Regions from separate parts of the Homo sapiens genome. Here all the other regions are linked to region 1. Evidence: chromatin loops called from intact Hi-C (ENCODE). Cell type or tissue: PC-3. All regions are shown on one strand. Region 1 holds the start of DHRS9 (dehydrogenase/reductase 9). Region 2 overlaps ABCB11 (ATP binding cassette subfamily B member 11). Region 3 overlaps ABCB11 (ATP binding cassette subfamily B member 11).

Region 1 (2,500 bases):
ATATTTAGCACATTTGGGGCACCCTAAATGTGAACCTGAGTAAATTTCAGTTTGTTTGTTTGTTTGTTTTTGTTTGTTTTGAGACGGAGTCTCACGCTGTTACCCAGGCTGGAGGGCAATGGCGCGATCTTGGCTCACACGCAACTTGGCCTCCCAGATTCAAGAGATTCTGTCTTAGCTTACCAAGTTGCTGGGATTACAGGTGCCCACCACCATGCCTGGCTAATTTTTTGTATTTTTAGTAGAGATGGGGTTTCACGATGTTGGCCAGGCTAGTCTCAAACTTCTGACCTCAAGTGATCCGCCCGCTTTGGCCTCCCAAAGTGGGTTTGTTGTTCTTTTAAAGAAAAAAGACCACTACTTATTTTAAAGGGTGATAGCAGTGTCCTGACTCTACCTAGACAGATATGTTCATTCATGTGCTCATTCCAGTTGAACCATAATAACTGCAATTTTCAAAGGAGGAATACAGAGTCTGGGAAATCAGAAGAGTATAGCAACAAACTGGTATACGAGGAAACTGAAAATGAAAAATCAGCAAAGTGGTATTTGTACCTGCCTGAGTGGCTACAGTGGTGAAGGTGAAGGGTGGCAGGCTAGATTAGCACCATCTCCTCCCCTCCTCGCCTGCGGCCTCAGTACTTTCCACTGTGGTCCCAGGATACGCCAGGTCAACTGTGATCAACTCTGACACAGACAAACTCTGGGAGGGGAGGAGGCATCCTTTCCTATTCTCAGCGGTCTCAGTTCCAGAGACCACTTTAGTAAGCTCTCCTTGTCATACCTTAAAACATAAATTAAGACCCATAAGTAATTCCAAAACCTCATTTTATTATGTTGTTTTTATCTCCTTGCTCGCCCATCTTAAAAAAAATGGTAACACCAATCTCAGAGACTGATTTCTCCTACTTATTCTCTTAGGAGGGAAGGAGTGTTAAATAAGCCAAGGCATGCTAACAGGAAGGAAAAAATGGAGATTATGAAGAATAATCACAATTTGAAAACTATTAAAACCACGCACCAGGCAGTTTACAAAATATTTATTTCTTTGTTATATTATTTCTGCTGCTGAATTTGGTCAAGAGATTGTACTAATCATAAAATGAATGTTATTGATCATTTTAAAGTCTCTTCTAAAAGTAGCTAAATTTATACTGCTGATTCCTTTTGAAACATGCGACCTACAGCTTCTTGGCTTTTATGAGCTATTCAAGAGATATTTAGTCATCACGTTGTGTCACAATGGGAGTGACTCACAGAGCAAGGAGAGAACCTGAGGATTCCTCACACATGTAGTACTCAGAGCTCTACGGAAACCCAGGCACCTCGACCTCAAGAGGATCAGCCTGGCCAGGGTGGCACAACTCTTCCTTCCCCGTGCACAGCAGGAAAGCTGCCATCAGCTGAGCAAGTCCACCAACAGTTTCTGTGTCCCACTTCATCTTTAATAAGGTAACTGATGACAGTTTTGTCATTTATTCTTTTATTTATCAAGTCAATCTAAACTTTCTTTGATTTTCCTCACTCTTGCAGAATGAATCGGTGGTCTTTCAAGCTGTGGTCAATGTTGCTACTTCTTTTAATGTAACACATTAGAACCCAGTGATGGGAGCTGGGTCCATCTCACCATAGAAATGACCTCGGTGTGACCTGGGATCTTGCCTTGAACTCCTCCAGGACTCTCTTTGAATGTCCTTTAGCACCCTAGTGTCCCAATTCAATTCATATTTTATTTTCTCTGTGCCTTCTTGACACTATCTGTGAATCTTATGATTAATTGGAAACTGGAGGGGGAAGTCTCCAAAAAGCACAGGATTCTTAGATGAGTTTCTTACTGAAGCAGCAGATTCTCTGTCAACTGCAGGTCTGATCTGTTTGTCTGTCCGCTTTATCAATATTATCAGATGTAAGTTTACATGAATACACACACATATTCACTAAACTGAGGGGAAAAAATGCCTTGTAGGTCATAAAAAAGCAGGGAAATTCCCAACAATTCATATTTGATCCCTGGATCCAGGGGTGGCAGCAATAAGCCTGCTTTAGATATTTACTCCCCATTTTATGATCCGGTGGTTTGGTTTTTCAAATGATGATATGGCTCCTTTCGCAATGACTTGATGTTTAGGAGGTGTGCTTCAATAAATACATTTTAAAATCAACAATCAAGTTAGAGTTGTACAAATGGCTCTGAAATGTCCCACTACACTGTTAGACCAAGGGCACAGATTGTGCTTCTGTACTATTTATCCTAGTATCCCTCGGCATATATTAACTGCTCTAAAAATCTCCTTGGCTACACGCTGCATCAAATCAAAGTTAAATGTTATACCACCTTTCTATTCTATTTTTAATATTCAAAGAGGGTGCTCAGATTTTAGAACAAATTTCAATGTTTAAGTACACACAAAAAAATCATTAACTCATATATTTCAAGAGTAGGAAATGGGAACTGGTGTTAAAACTCTTATAACAAATGTCACTGTCTTAAGGGACAGTG
Region 2 (2,500 bases), 110 kb before region 1:
AAGATTATAAATTAACAACAAATCTCACAGACAGGTAAAATTATAAAATTTATATGTGTTTCCTTGTACTTCTATTGTAGCACTGGCAGGTTGCACAGCACTTTTAAAAAAAATCATATGTAAAGAAATGCCTGTCAGCAGCTCCATAGTAGGGAGAGTAACAATAGCTCTTGTTCATTTTTGCATCCCCAGTGTGATACCTGGCACTTCACAGTGTACAATCGATGTTTATGGGATAAAAGAATGAATGAAACTTTTATGTCCATGCTGCATACATGCAACAAGAGATTTATTTAAAATTGCTCATCTACTATGATGCATTCATAGTTCAATGCTAGACACTGGGCTTTTCTGTTTCCTTTCTTACATCTTCTGTGTAGGCCAGAGGAAAAATAACCTCCGACTTAAATCTTAGGTCTTGCTTTCTATACTTTGTTACACTAATTTCTGCCTTCCATTCAGTAGAGGTTCCCTGCCCTAATAATAACTTTAAGATTTGATGATAAAAAGTGGTAACTATGACAAAGGAGCAGAGATTTTTCAAATGAACTAATACTGATAGCCATTTTTATGGGTCCCATCTCTGTCTTATCTTAACCAATGCCTAAATCCTATCACATAAGTTATCTGTGATGCAGTTATGGGTGTCTAATATTTGATCCTGACTTGATCTCATACATGTTCTGCCTTGTGTTTTAGTTTCACCAAAAGAGATTGCCTAAATATTAGAGACTAAAACCTTTAGCCTGTGGGTTTCCCTAATCCTAAACTTAATGTTGTCAACATTGTAACTAACATCTGACCCCGTTTACAGGAGCTAAGAGTACTGCTTGGAGAGCAAGGATAAATGGGTATAGTCTCATCTCTGTCACCAACTAACCATGAGACCTTGGGTGAAAGCACAGACTTCTCAGGAAATGGTTCTAAGTTTTAGAGTCAATACTCCACAAGACCACAAGGTGGCGATAACTCCTTTGTGTGAATCGACCTTTAGCACCGTAAGAGAGTATTTCCCAATCTACAGAAAGTAAGGTTAGGCCTTTTCCATCAACATGAGAAAAAGAAAGGATTTCACCAATGCTTGGGCTTGTGGAATTTAGTTAAGTATTAAAATACTTTAAAATACCAAAACAGAGCAACATTTTACCATATAATGTTACTTGAGATTAGAAATTTCATAAGTCAAATTTTATTAACCCTTTTCCATTATTTTCTTTTCAAAAATCATTAATTTTTTAAACCTAAAGGACTAACAAAATTATCGTACAAACCAGTGGTATTATTATGAGACCTTTTCCCCTTGGAGCTTTAGTATAATCACATTGGCTCTCCTATCATTTTTTCTCTCTTCTTCCTTTCTATCTCCCTTAACTAGAGAGAACGTAAAGTCACATCTTTTAAAACGTATGCTGGCCTACATATAACTGAGTTTAATTGTTCTATTCTAAATGTATAATGCTGACTAGTAGAACATAATATGAAACATTTTAATCTCTGTAAAACTAGACCGTATATTAGATTTAGATTTCCTTTTAGTTAAATGGTTCCCTCCTGAATTGTTCCTGCATCAAGAGAACTCTATGGGAATCTGATCTCCAGATGTCCAGGGAATCTGATGGTCCCCTACACCTACGCTAGGTCCTCTACCAGCTTGAACAACAACAATGAAAAAGTCAGATTTTCCTTCCCTCCCTCCCTTCTTTCCATCCTTTCTTACTTTTACTTTTATTGTCAAATATCTACCCAGAAACTAGAAAAAATTAAAATGCAAAAATTAAATATGATTGGTATTGTTATGGTTCAATAGAAATGTCAATGTAGTGTTTGGTTCTTTCTCCCCTGAAGCTCTATTAAACTCCTGCTCTTATATAATACATCTTATAGTTATCTGGGACAGCACCATGGACTCAATGAAATAGCTATTTCTAGAACTAGAAGAGAGGTTGAGTCTTTAGTGGCAGGATGCAGTAAGAAACTATGCTTGCTAAATGTGTTTTCTCTCACTGTGATTCATCCTGCTGCTCCTGAGAAAAAGTCTTCCATGGAATTTATTTAAAGCCTGTGTTAGAAATTGAGACCTCTGTTTATTCAGTATTAATACATTAAAAACAAAAGAGAACCCAATCACTCCCTTGTCATTTTCATACGGTCATAAAGAGTACTCTACTTTATTCCAAATTTGTCCATTATGAATCAATGTTTGTAATTACTGCCTAGTGGATTCACGTGTTGGAATTTTATTTAAGACAATTTGAAATTATATCATGCATAATGGATGTGCTTGTAATTTAAAAATTCTCTGACTTATTTGCTTTGATAAATCTTGCAGTTGGGGTTTTATTTTATTGTAGAAATTCATGTTTTCATTCTAATTTTTAAAATCTCCTGATGCCTTACTAAGTGCAAGGCACTGGGTTAGGTAACCAAGTTGATTCAAACACAAATAAGGTGTATCACTAACTTTCAGAGGCTTATAATTTAGAAAGGGGATAAGTCAACA
Region 3 (2,500 bases), 57 kb before region 1:
CAATGATCACAATAACTCACGATGACAGTATTTAACTCATCAAGGAGTTCCTGGTAAAGAAATGCCTAGAAAGGTATAGTCTATACAATTTCAGCTATCTGTATGAATTTTTTTAAAAAGAAAAGGACAAATGTCCATTCACATTTGGTATTACGTGAATTCAGCCAAAGCCAGTGGACTTCTGAAAGCCTCAGTTTGTATTCTTTGCTCGCCTTCAGGTATGTGATCCAGTAACAATGAAGACAGTGAGTAATGAGTGGCCACAGAGAATTCCTTTTTAATAGATGGCTATGATGCAAATGTTGAAAGTAGATTCATTCTTTAATTCATTGGATAAATATTCATAAGCACCTAGTATCATGTATATGCCTCAAATTTTGGCTCCTCTCACATTTATTTCCAAATTTTAAGGCATGATAAGATATACTTGAGGACCTTTTCCTCAAAAACTTATCCTCATAAGTGTTATCCGTGGCTTGGGTCAATTTACATCACACATAGGTCTGAATGCATTTTTTTCTCCAAGGGGAGAATGATTAATCTTATGTTTTGTGGTCAAACCCCTCTGTAAAAAGCAGTTCACTTCTGTCCTCCCGCATAAATGAAGGATTTCAAAGACTTTTGTTGAACTCAATCTCTCTTTTATACAAATTGCTCTGAGTTTGTCAAATGAAAAGAAACTTCCAATTTTAGAAAAGAAACATACATATTTAGACATTAGGGAACTTATATAGAATAAGTAGGCTTGTTGTTTATAAAGAATAATTCACATTGTATATTATCCTGTGTTTTCTGTCAGGTACCTCCAAGTCTGTCACTGCATATGTTTTTAAATGATCATTGACTGAATGATGGCTTACTAGGCTTAAGCTTCACACAGATAGGGATCATGACTCTTTTGGTTTTTCTGAGATGGGGTCTCATTCTGTCACCCATGTAATCACAGCCAACTGCAGCCACAAACACCCAGACCCAAGTGATCTTCCCATCTCAGCCTCTCAAGTAGCTGGGATGACAGGGGCACACCACAAAGCCAAGCTATTTTTTAAAAAAATTTTTGTAGAGACAGGGTCTCACTATGTTGCCCAGGCTTGTCTCGAACTTCTGGGCTCAAACAATCCTCCTGTCTCACCCTCCCAGAGTGTTACGATTACAGGCATGAGCCACCATACCTGGCTAGGACCATGCTCTTAAGACAACTGTGTCCTTGATGCTTTCATGAGTTCCTGGTATATTTGATGTTTAAAAAAATTTTGGTTGAATGAGTAAATGAATGAAAGACCCTAAGAGAGATAATATTATGGAAGAGTGTCAATGATTTAGAAGGACTCATTCATAGTCTGGAATCAAGCCTATAGAAAATTTCAAAAATGAAGGTGAAAACTATAAATTCCTCTGAGGGAGCCATTCCTAGTGTCTTTCTAGCCAAGATGTGCCCCACCCTTGATTCTTGAACCTGAATATGTGGGTTCCTATGTGCAAATAAGCTGTTCTGAACTTGAGCCAGCATGAGGCACACTGCAAAGGCCATGCTATGACAGTGAGTCAGCCCTGAGTACACGACAGACTCACTGATTACAAGGTGGCCTGTCAGGCTTATCACAAAGAAAACAGTAGCATAGTGACTGTGTCTGTGTGAGTTCTGGCTACTTCTGCGTGGTTGCCTCTGATCACAGCACTGCCCTAGTTTTCTCACGCCTGTAATCTCAGCACTTTGGGAGGCTGAGGCAGGCAGATGACCTGAGGAGATTGAGACCAGCCTGTCCAAAATGGTGAAACCCCATCTCTACTAAAAATACAAAATTTAGCTGGGCATAGTGGCGGGCGCCTGTAATCCCAGCTACTCAGGAGGCTGAGTCATGAGAATCACTTGAACCCAAGAGGCAGAGGCTGCAGTGAGCCAAGATCACACCACTGTACTCCAGCCTGGGCAAAAAAGGAGACTCCATCTTAAAAAAAAAAAAAAAAGAAAAAAGAAAAAAACAAACTCAACTACTGGTTGAGACTAGTGTACCTTACTCAAAGTAATGCAGCCTGTTCATGAAATTCCCATTACAGATGGAAGGGTTAAGATCAAGTGGATCACCAGCCACAGCCACAAAGCTAAGGGGCAGAGGGGAGTTGGTGGGGGGGAAAAATAGAACTCTTGGAGATGATACTCAAGTAAAATTCATGGGTCACCTCCCTAGTGACGTTAAGTATTGGTAGTGTCATGCTCAAGCCTATACTCAATAAAGTGGTAACATTTTGGCAATGTATTTGGTGAGTGACTTTCAATCCTGTTTCTATTAAGATTTTAAAACATAGTAAGATAGAAGGAAACTTGAGGCAGAGTAATTTCTAGAAATATGGGTAAACTCATGTTTCTATTCTCTTTGTGTTAGATACCACTCCAGCTCAGCCAGTAAAATCCCCTCTATACATTTTGAATTACAATTTAAGATATGAGCAAAAAAGTAAAAAATTAAAAACAAAAACAACCTACCCACAACGTGTTCCA

The links. Peaks named below come from ENCODE experiments on the same cell type or tissue, not always from the same donor. Only the 100,000 strongest peaks of a DNase experiment are listed, where the experiment ranks them.
Region 2: it touches region 1 in a loop (3-fold over the local background); 4 of 110 quality-filtered maps call a loop at or near these places.
Region 3: a loop joins it to region 1, with 2.4 times the contacts of the local background. A loop is called at or near these places in 7 of 110 quality-filtered maps.

Annotation. Positions count from the first base shown.
Region 1 is chr2:169,068,266-169,070,765 of GRCh38, forward strand. DHRS9 (dehydrogenase/reductase 9) reads left to right here and starts at 1,298. Exons shown (of 5, transcript NM_001376924.1): 1 at 1,298-1,452. In PC-3, no CTCF peak of the experiment used is centred here; a DNase peak (open chromatin) is centred at 1,266; H3K27ac peaks cover 1,348 bases.
Region 2 is chr2:168,960,866-168,963,365 of GRCh38, forward strand. The region is part of intron 18 of ABCB11 (ATP binding cassette subfamily B member 11); the gene reads right to left. Among named protein-coding and RNA genes, the nearest start is that of G6PC2, 61 kb to the left of the region's middle. In PC-3, a CTCF peak has its summit at 950 (motif pointing right); a DNase peak (open chromatin) is centred at 966; H3K27ac peaks cover 1,223 bases.
Region 3 is chr2:169,010,787-169,013,286 of GRCh38, forward strand. It overlaps ABCB11 (ATP binding cassette subfamily B member 11), which reads right to left. Exons shown (of 28, transcript NM_003742.4): 5 at 2,486-2,500. Among named protein-coding and RNA genes, the nearest start is that of ABCB11, 19 kb to the right of the region's middle. In PC-3, no CTCF peak of the experiment used is centred here; DNase peaks (open chromatin) are centred at 75 and 1,555; H3K4me3 peaks cover 1,289 bases; H3K27ac peaks cover 2,500 bases.